Regions from separate parts of the Homo sapiens genome. Here region 2 is linked to region 1. The links are chromatin loops, found by intact Hi-C in ENCODE. Cell type or tissue: Panc1. All regions are shown on one strand. Links, peaks and the distances in the headings refer to the core of each region. The heading gives the core; the rest is flanking DNA.

Region 1 (5,377 bases), core at 209-5,208:
TTACATGAATGAACTATACAATGGTGAATTCTGAGATTTTTAGTGCACCTATCACCCAAGTAGTATACCTTATACCCAATGTATAGGTTTTTATTCCACACTCCTTTGCCACCCTCCCCCTTCTAAGTCTCTAAAGTCTATTATATCACTCTGTATGCCTTTGAGTACACATAGCTTAGCTCCCACTTATAAGTAAAAATATATGGTATTTGGTTTTCTACTCCTGAGTTCCTTCACTTAGAAGGATGGCCTCTAACTCCATCCAAGTTGCTGCAAAAGACATTATTTTGTTCCTTTTCAATGATGGGTAGTATCCTATGGTGTATATACACAACATTTTCTTGATCCAGTCATTGGTCAATGGACACTTAGGTTGGTTCCATATCTTTGTGATTGTGAATTATGCAATAAACATACATGCGCAAGTGTCTTTTTGATATGACTTCACTTCCTATGGGTAGAACCCATCATGGGATTGCTGGATCAAATAGTAGATCTGCGTTTAGTTCTTTAAGGAATTCCCATACTGTTTTCCATAGAAGTTGTACTAATTTACATTCTTATCAGCAGCATCTAAGTGTATAAGCATTTCCTTTTCACCATATCCATGCCAATATCTATTTTTTTTGTTTTACTTTTTAATAGTGGCTATTCTTGTGGGAGTAAAGTGGTATCTTTTTGTGGTTTTAATTTGTATTTCTATGGTGATTAGTGATGTTGAGCATTTTTTAATATGATTTTTGGCCATTTATATATCTTCTTTTGAGAAATGTCTATTCACGTCATTTGCCTACTTTTTGATGGGATTATTTGGTTTGTTTCCTTGCTGATCTGTTTGAATTCCTTGTAAATCCTGGATACTAGTCCTTCGCTGGATGCATGGTTTGCAAATATTTTCTGCCATTCTGTGGGTTGTTTGTTTACTCTGGTGATTATTTCTTTTGCTGTGCAGAAGCTTTTTAATTTAATCAGGTTCCATTTGTTTATTTTAATGTTTGTTGCATTTGTTTTTGGAGCTGCAGTAGACTAGCAACAACACTGTGATGGGGGTGCTGGTGAAAGCACTTTGGCAAGATGGCAGTGAGCATCTGGGTCCCCATGTTCATGTGCACCAGTAGCAGTGGGTAGTGGCAGGTCCTGCATGCACATGCATGGCAGCAAAACAGCAGGAGAGGCTGTGGGTGAGTGTGTGCCAGCTAAGCAATTGGAAGACAAGTGTGTGCCAGCTAAGCAATTGGAAGACAAGTGTGTGCCTATCAGGGAGGACTGAGGGTGAGTGTATGCTGTTGGACACCTGCCTGCAGAAGCTCTGTGACTGTTAGGCAGGGTCTGCTGGTGAAAGATCTGTGGTGGTGGCTGCTGGCAAGCACCTTGGCTAGGTAGCCAAGGCTGCACTACAAGCAAGTGTAGCCAGGCTGGGACCCTGGGATAGGCAGACAGGGTCATGCTCAGATCAGACTGGCCCCATCCTGTGGGCAAGATAGGCCTGCTGTGTACAGATCCAGCTGCCACCAGAGGCTAAAGTCACCTGGAAGAGCATGGTGAGCCTTGGGTGAAGGGCACCCCTGGCTTTGCTCCACTGCAGCCATTTATGCACCAAATCCTTCAGGCTCCATGCTGGCTGGAGTTCTGTATCTGCCAACTCACTGGGAAGTTCTCTCTACCAATTCAAATGTCCATGGGGTCGTGGGGTTTTCTGCAGCTAGGATTCTTGAGGTTCATGGTGAGAGTGGGCCACTCCATGTTTATTTCACTAACTCCTTCTCCAGGAGCTGCTCAGGGCCAGGAATGAGTCCAGGTGCTCGACAACCCTGTGCAGGGTTTCCAGCTTTCTCCTTTTTCAGCACAGGGTCTGCATCCTCCCTTCATCCCCATTCAATGCCTTATTTCCAAAGATCTGTTCAGAGTGTGCCAATTTACTTGATGGTCTGGTTTCTCTCAGTGGAGAAGCTCTTCCTGGCTGTGTCTAGCTGGCCATCTTGGCTCTCCCTGCAACCCTTTAATCCATTTTAAGTTGAATTTTGTGTATAGTGTAAAAGATGGTTCCAATTTATGGGTTTTTTTTTGTTTTTTTTTGTTTTTTTGCTGGTGGATTTTCCATTTTCCTGTCATATATTGATGAGTTTATTTCTTTCCCAGTGTGAAAATTAGTTGTCTGTATATGTATGCATATATTTTTGGACTCTTTCATGGTTCTCTCATCGAACTATGTGTTTATATGCCATTATCATGCTGTTTTGGTGATTAAGCTTAGTGATATAGTTTAAAACCAGAAAGTTTGATGCCTCTAGCTTTTTTCTTCTTGCTCAAGATTGTGTTGTCTATTTGGGGTCTTTTGTGGTTCCATACTAAATTTAGATTTTCTTCTATTTCTATGAAACATGCTATTGGTATCTTGATAGATATTGCTTTGAATCTGCAGATCACATTTGGCAGTATGAACATTTTAACAATATTGATTCTTCTGATCCATAAACCTGGGGCATTTTTTCATTTTAAAAATTTCTTCTATGACTGCTTTCATCAATATTTTATAGTTTTCAGTGTACAAATCGTTCACCTCCTTGGTTTGATTAATTTTTTCCTTTTTGATACTATGGTAAATAAAATTGTTTTCTTGATTTATTTTTCAGAGTTCATTATTAGCATATAGAAACACAACTGATTTTTTAGGTTGATTGTCTGTCCTCCAACTTCACTGCATTAGTTTATTAGTTCTAACAGTTTTTGGGGATAATAATGAGCACACTTGACTCTGGTTACACATTAATTCATCATTTCTGTTACCATGTCATAGTGCCTAAAAATGTAATCTGTTTTATTTCTGATCTCATAAAGTCAATGAAATTTTATAGGCCTGATATTTTTCCATGTAAAATATTTTTGTCTGATGTTTGATAATGTGTGTTTTTTGCTTACTGTTCAAAAATGCTACTCATTTATCTCTATGCCTAGTCAAACTTTCTGGTAAAGTTATTCAATATTTTTTATGTTTTTAGTTGTCTTAAATCAAAACAGTGAATTTTTATGATGGTTTTTATTTCACCTTATATGATAGAAAATGCCAATTTGTCATTGCCAATGAATCTTTGGGTTTCTCGTTTTTAACTCTCAAGTAATGTCTATAAATGTATAATTAGTTAGAATCTTGCCTAATGTATTGTATGTGCTAAGTAAGTACTAACCAATCTGATTCATCAAATTATCTTTTCAGGTGGTTCTTAAATACAAGATATTTTATATTTGTTCTTATTAAAAGTATTTTTCTGACTTATCTAAATATTGATTAAAATTAGTTATTCTCAGCTTGTTTTCTTAATAAAAGCCAAACTAAATGGAAGTTTCACTAATTTCCTTATATTCAGAGGCTTATTTACCTCACAATATAAAGATTATTATTAAGGATAACATTTATATTCATAGTCTCTATCCTACAACAGAAGAACATTTAGGTCATTCCTTAATTGGGTTAAGGCCTCATTCTATATTATCATCTCATATTAACTAACTATTAAATCCATTACATATGAAAAGGTATAAATGGAAAATTAATATTTTGGTAGGTACAAATTATAAAAGCAAACATAAGAAATACATAAGAATATAGTAATATATGAATATATATAATATGTGGGTGGTCATTTAACAAGTAAAAAATTGGTTAAAATACTTTTACAAAAAAAATTCCAGGATAAAAAAAAATGAAAAATTCTATCAGTGTTTAATGAATAATTAATACCAATCCTTCACAAAACCTTTCAACAATTGAAGAAGAAGGAACGTTTTTGTATTTATTTCATGAAGCCAGTATTACCATGATACCAGAGCCAGACAAAAGCATGACAGGGAAAGAAAACTATGGACCAACATGCCATATAAATATAGGCTCGTAAACCCTCAGAAAACACTAGAAAACTAAATCGAACAACATAATAAATGAATATACACCAAGACCAAGAATAATTGTTTGTTTACAAATGCAACCATGACTTAATATCCAGAAGTCAAACAAGCTAATGCCCAATATTACTAAAATAAGGACAAAAAGTGATAGTTTAAATGCACAAAGAAAATGTCAAAAATCAAACACCCATTTATGACAAAACCTCCAGCAAACTACTAATAGAAGGGAATTAGTAGTTATTAGTCAAACTACTAATAGAAGGGAATTGTGAGACTTGCTAAAAGACATCTATGAAAAACTTGCTGCTAATATCACACTTAATAGTGAAAAGCTGGATGCTTTACCTTTAAGATTGGGAACAAGACAAGAATTCCAATTTTACCACTCTATTCAGCATTGTACTAGAGGTATTAGCCAGAGAAATAATACAATAGAAATAAATAACACCTTCCAGATTGGAAAACGAAAAGTAGAAGTGTCTTTATTACAGATGACAGAATCTTCTCTATAAAAATGTGGAGATATTCACTAAAATACCACTAGAATTAATAAACAAATTGATCAATGTCACAGGATACAAGATCCACATACAAAATTCAATTGTACTTTGAATGAATGCAACCAACAATGAAAATATAATAAAACGAAGAATACAATTTCATTTATAATAGCATCAAAAAAATAAATATCTAGAAAAAAGTTAACAATAGAAGTGCAAAGTTTTTACACTCACTTTTTAAAATGCTGAAATAAGTCACAGAAGATCTGAAATAATTAAAAGATGTCCAATTTTCAAGGATAAAAATACTTAATACTAAGATAACAATACTTTACAGATTAATCTACAGATTCAATGTAATATCTTCCAATTCCCAGTTATGTTTTTTTTTTGTAAAAATTGACAAGTCCCCTCTCCAAAAACAAAATAAAACAAAACAATATGGATATGCACAGGAAACCAAATTCACAAAACAATCTTAAAAAAGAAAAGTGAAACTGAATGACTCACACTTCTCAAGATTAATTCTTACTACCAAGGATAACATTGATTCCCCCATTTTCTCTCATTTTTTCTCTGTCCTGATTGAGAACTACAGAGTAACTTGACCACTCTTTGAGGTGGCCAGCTGCATGTTTTCCCCTGATGATTTAAACCCAAGCTGGGGCCTTGAACATTCTCAGGACTGACAAAGGTGTTTAGGTGGTTGCTCAAAACCCTGAAAGATACCAGCCCTGGTCCTAAGCCAAATTTCTTAAGCCCTCATACAAACTCCATAACCAGACTCCTCATTGTGGACATACCCAGGAAGAATATCTCTAGCTCATTGTCCCTCAGGAGGATATGCCATAGCCCCCCTGTGTGTATGTTCTAATACATACTTTGAACTTATCACCCTGAGGTTTAGTGCTTCTTTCTTTGGAATACCAACTGGCCCCATTTCAGAATGGTTTGGGGCAGTCCCTGTGGAAACT
Region 2 (5,377 bases), core at 378-5,377, 190 kb before region 1:
GCTGGTTTCAAACTCCTGAGCTCAAGTGAGCCTCCTGCTGCAGCCTCCCAAAGTGCTAGGATTACAGGCATGAGCCCCCACACCCAGCCAGTCCTACTCTTGAGGAGACACTAGTTTGTTGGGAAGACAGACCTGGACCCAGGCAAGGGCCACACAGTGTGCTCAGAACTACATCAGAAATGTCAGAGAAGTCTTTCTTGAAGAGGCGACACAGGCTGGGTACTGAAAGCTGAGTAGGAGTTGGCCATTTGGGAGACAGGGAAGTGCTCTAAACAGAAGACACAGTTTGTGCAAGGATTTGGTGGGGATAAAATATCTGGTCAAAAAAAGCAAAAAGCAAAAATCTGGGCTGGGTAGGTTAAAGGAGTGGGAAAGGATTTCTGATTTCCTCTAGATTTGGTTTGGAGAAGCAGGGGGAAGGATGAGCGGGAATTGGGGCATGACCAGGATTGGAAATCAGGCTGAAGAGCTTGTACTAAGAGCTATGGAGGGTTCCTGAGGAGGGCGAGTGACCCTGTCAGACTTGGATTTGAAAATGATTCCTCTGGATTAGTTAAATCCAGGGGTGCTAGCTTAGCTAAGGAAGCGATGCATTTTTAGGGAGTAAAAGAGTGATTTTGAGCCTGGAGCACAGGGGAGAGGGCGGATGCTAAGGCCCAGGAAAGAGTGCTCTTGAACTTGGAAGGGCCCAGCTCCCCAAGACCAGCCTTCAGCCTTGATATGACCTGATTCAGCTAAACAAAGCTGGGGAGCGGGAATGAGACCTGGGGGACTTGTCGGCTCAGTGCCCCTGAGGTAACCATTAATCCTTCCCCTGGGGGAATCCAGGGGCTGGTTCCTGGATGGGGCAGATCCTGGGGAGAATGGAGGAGCACACAGAGGCAGGCTCGGCACCAGAGATGGGGGCCCAGAAGGCCCTGATTGACAATCCTGCTGACATCCTAGTCATTGCTGCATATTTCCTGCTGGTCATTGGCGTTGGCTTGTGGGTGAGAAGTTGGGGGGTGTGCTGCTGGTGGCTGCTGGCTTTGGGGGCCTGGGGGAAAAGTCTCAGGGGGACCCTAGGTGGGAGAATGATGCTTGGATCTTTGAAGGAGAAACCTAGGCCTGGGGGCAAGCAGGTCTTTGGAAGTTCTCAGGGAGACCCAGCCAACATTCCTCCCTTGTCTTCCCACTTTGGGACTGTGCTAGCTGAAGGGGTCCGCGGATTTTCATCAGGGTCGACATTCTAAATGGGGTCTCATTCCCCTGGCCACATTGTGGCTGACCAGCAGAAAATATTCAAGGTCCCCAGGAAGGTCAAGCCAAATCCACAAATGATAAATCCTGGGGAGTTGGGATGGAACTAGTGGCTCACACCTGTAATCCCAGCACTTTGGGAGGCCAAGGCAGGGGGATCACTGAGGCCAGGAGTTTGAGACCAGACTGGCCCACATGGTGAAACCGTATCTCTTTTTTATTTAAAAAATTTATTTTAAAAATTATTTACTTTTAAAGAGAGAGGGGTCTCACCATGTTGCCCAGGCTAGTCTTGAACTCTTAGGCTCAAGCAATCCTTCTGCCTCTGCCTCCCAAAGTGCTGGGATTACAGATGTGAGCCACTGTGCCTGGATGAGACCTTGTTTCTTAAAAAGAAAAAAGAAAAAAAAAGAAAGAAAGGAAAAATTAGTCAGGCATGGTGGTGTGTGTGCCTGTAGTCACAACTACTCGGAGGCCAAGGTGGGAAGATTGCTTGAGCCCAGGAGTTCAAGGCTGCAGTGAGCTATGATCATGTCACTGCACTCCAGCCTAGGAGACAGAGCGAGACCTTGTCTCTAAAAAGAAAGACAGATGTGGGGCTGGGTGCGGTGGTTCATGCCTCAGTACTTTGGGAGGCTGAGGCAGGTGAATTGCTTGAAGCCAGGAGTTCAAGGCCAGCCTGGCCAACATGGTGAAACCCTGTCTCTACTAAAATACACACACACACACACACACACACACACACGCACACACACACAAAAAGCTGGGTATAGTGGCGTGTGCCTATAATCCCAGCTACTTTGGAGGCTGAGGCATGAGAATTGCTTGAACCTGGGAGGTGGAGGTTGTAGTGAGCCAAAATCACACCACTGCACTCCAGCCTGGGCAACAAGAGCAAGACTCTGTCTCAAAAAATGAGAAAAAAAAAAAAAGAAAGAAAAAGAAAAAATATGTGAAAAAAACTGGGGGAATAGGACACTGGGATTAGAGCCTGGGTTGCCCTGAGTGTCTGGGAGGAGTTGGGGGTGGGAGTGCAAACGATCAGGGAAACTTGGCTCGTTAATCTTCAGCCAGAAACAAGGCTGAGGAATGTGTTGAGGTGGCTGATGAGGTCCAAGGCTGTGCCCTAAACCCAGGTCTCCCCCGCCTCTGTCTCCCAGTCCATGTGCAGAACCAACAGAGGCACTGTGGGCGGCTACTTCCTGGCAGGACGCAGCATGGTGTGGTGGCCGGTGAGACGGGCTGGGCCGGGAACGGGAGGGGCCTGGAGAAGCAGCCCTGCTCACTCCCTCCTCTGGCCACCCAGGTTGGGGCCTCTCTCTTCGCCAGCAACATCGGCAGTGGCCACTTTGTGGGCCTGGCAGGGACTGGCGCTGCAAGTGGCTTGGCTGTTGCTGGATTCGAGTGGAATGTGAGGCCCTCTTTTTTCCAATAACCCCACCCTCAGTGAGAACACCTGGAAGGGTCACACCTTGGGGAAACTCCAGGAAAGGGGGAATGAGACTGGCAGTGGGACTTCCCAACTGCGGGGTGTGACTGGGCTGGGAGTGGAGGTCATACATCTAGCCAGGAAGCAGAGGGGTGCAGGGGTGACCACTGTTGGTCCTGCTTCTGACTTGCCATGTGAGCCAGCCTGCACCAGCCACTGCCTCTGGGAGCTTCCATTTATTCCTCTCTGAGTGGGGTGAGCAGCCTCAAAGCCAGGGAAGCACCTGCTCAGATGCGCTCCGAAGCTGTGGTCTGTGAGGAATTTGGGGCCAAGTTAAAGCCCTTTGCAGAAGAGAGGAGCAGAGACAAAGCTCTGGGACTGAGGCTCCTGTTGGAGGGGAGATTGGGCTTTGAGCTCAGGGCTTCCTGGAGGAGGAGACTGCTGAGCTGATCCTTGAGGGACACAAGGTTTGGGTGGCTTTGGCTCAGGTCAGTCTGAGGGGTCTATGCTGGGGTTCATATCTAGATGATCATAGGGACAACATTGGGAAAAACGGGCCAGAAGTGATAGCCTGGGGAGACAAGGAGGGCTCCAGTTAAGAGCCCAGGAGGGTGTCAGCTCTGTTCCTTGGTGCCCAGGGCCCCGGGGCCATCACCTGCAGTTGTCCTCTGGGCCCCAGATGTGGCCCTTCCCAGGGCCACTTGCTTGGAGTAGCACCTTCACGAAGAGGTCAGATCCTCAGGGATGAGGGCAAAGCCACCCTCAGCGGCAGTACTGCCCCCCGTAGGCGCTCTTCGTGGTGCTGCTACTGGGCTGGCTGTTTGCACCCGTGTACCTGACAGCGGGGGTCATCACGATGCCACAGTACCTGCGCAAGCGCTTCGGCGGCCGCCGCATCCGCCTCTACCTGTCTGTGCTCTCCCTTTTCCTGTACATCTTCACCAAGATCTCAGTGAGTGCCTGTGGCAGATGCGATTGGGCCCTAGAAGGGTGGGGCTCAAGTGGGGTCTCTAGAGAACCCTAGAGGGCGTGAGACCTAGGAGAAACCACTGCGAGGGTTATGATGATGGAGGCAGAGCCTGCAATGAATGTCTCCGGGGCACCAGCTACAGTGCTGGGACCTGGAAAAATGGAGGGAAGCTTTGAGGCTAGTAGGGCATGGCCTGGGCAGGAGGTGGGCTGGGGACACTGCCCTGGGTCCTGACCTGGCACTTGCTTCTCCCCCAAGGTGGACATGTTCTCCGGAGCTGTATTCATCCAGCAGGCTCTGGGCTGGAACATCTATGCCTCCGTCATCGCGCTTCTGGGCATCACCATGATTTACACGGTGACAGGTGCCAGCAGGGGCTTAGGAAAGGGAGTGGGCCTGGGACACTGCTGCCAGCTGTGGCCAGGGTTTAGGGAGCTGCCAGAGGAAAGCAAGCTGGAGAGGTCTGGAAGGGTGGTGTGGTCCAAGCAGGAGAAGGAACTAAATCTTTGGAGAGCAAAGGCTTCCTCTCTTTCCACTGTCTCTTGGATTTTGACTGGAAGTTCAGAGAGAAAGCCATGCTGGGCTTGAGTGAGGACTTTGAGAAAAGGAAGATTTAGCAGCTCTTGCCTGCCTTGAACACCTGGGAGAGCACACCTGACGAGTCTCCAAGATCTCTGGCAAAACCCAGTATGGTTCATAGGGACCTGGGGTGGGGCCTGAGGTCAGATGCGGACCAGAGTAGGCAGGGCTTGGTGCCAAGGCCCGCTTGAGGGACCCACCTCCAGAAGGAACGGAACTGAGTATAGGACCTTAGACAATCATCCTCTCCTACGATGACGCAGAAAAAACTGGGGCCGGCTGGGAGCGGCTCACGCCTGTAATCCCAGCACTTTGGGAGGCCAAGGCGGGCGGATCACGCGGTCAGGAGTTTGAGACCAGCCTGGCCAACATGGTGAAACCCCGTCTCTACTAAAGATACAAAAAATTAGCTGGACGTGGTGGCCCGCCCCTGTAATCCCAGCTACTCGGGAGGCTGAGGCAGGAGAATTGCTTGAACCGGGCAGGCGGAAGTTGCAGTGAGCTGAGATCCACCATTGCACTCCAGCCTGGGCGACAGGGCAAGACTCCATCTCAAAAACAAAAACAAAAACAAACAAAACTGGGGCCTAGAGGGGGCTGCTAGTGGGGGTCCTGCAAGTAGGCGCCTGGCCCTAAAACTCAGCCACACTCTGCCCGCCAAGCCCTGCTTGTTGGTGCCTGCGTGCATGAGCCCCGAGAACAGGCTATCGTTTTGAAATTTATTCTCCAGGAAGGGGAACTCTTTCAAATTCCCACAAAGACGCCTTATTGCTAAGGCCAGCCTGTAACATAAACAGCTGGGCTGTCCCCTGACCCCGGCCTGTTGCAGGAGGGCTGGCCGCGCTGATGTACACGGACACGGTACAGACCTTCGTCATTCTGGGGGGCGCCTGCATCCTCATGGGTTACGGTAGGGGCTCGCCTACCAGGGAGGGGCGCGGAGGGCATGGTCGCGGAGCTCTCGGCCTGCGCGCGGGGCCGTTGCGCGTCTCCGGTCTGAGGGTCCTAAGGAGGGTCCCCTGACGGCCTTGCCCGGCAGCCTTCCACGAGGTGGGCGGGTATTCGGGTCTCTTCGACAAATACCTGGGAGCAGCGACTTCGCTGACGGTGTCCGAGGATCCAGCCGTGGGAAACATCTCCAGCTTCTGCTATCGACCCCG

The links. A loop is a pair of places that touch in the nucleus more often than their neighbours do. Peaks named below come from ENCODE experiments on the same cell type or tissue, not always from the same donor. Only the 100,000 strongest peaks of a DNase experiment are listed, where the experiment ranks them.
Region 2: a loop joins it to region 1, with 4 times the contacts of the local background. A loop is called at or near these places in 1 of 110 quality-filtered maps.

What each region holds. Positions count from the first base shown.
Region 1 is chr16:31,671,965-31,677,341 of GRCh38, forward strand. No RefSeq gene overlaps it. Among named protein-coding and RNA genes, the nearest start is that of KRABD5, 39 kb to the right of the region's middle. In Panc1, for the core only: no CTCF peak of the experiment used is centred there; no DNase peak of the experiment used is centred there.
Region 2 is chr16:31,482,274-31,487,650 of GRCh38, forward strand. SLC5A2 (solute carrier family 5 member 2) reads left to right here and starts at 850. Exons shown (of 14, transcript NM_003041.4): 1 at 850-989; 2 at 2,400-2,471; 3 at 2,546-2,650; 4 at 3,456-3,620; 5 at 3,897-4,002; 6 at 5,047-5,127; 7 at 5,257-5,377. The coding sequence starts at 864. In Panc1, for the core only: no CTCF peak of the experiment used is centred there; no DNase peak of the experiment used is centred there; H3K4me3 peaks cover 585 bases.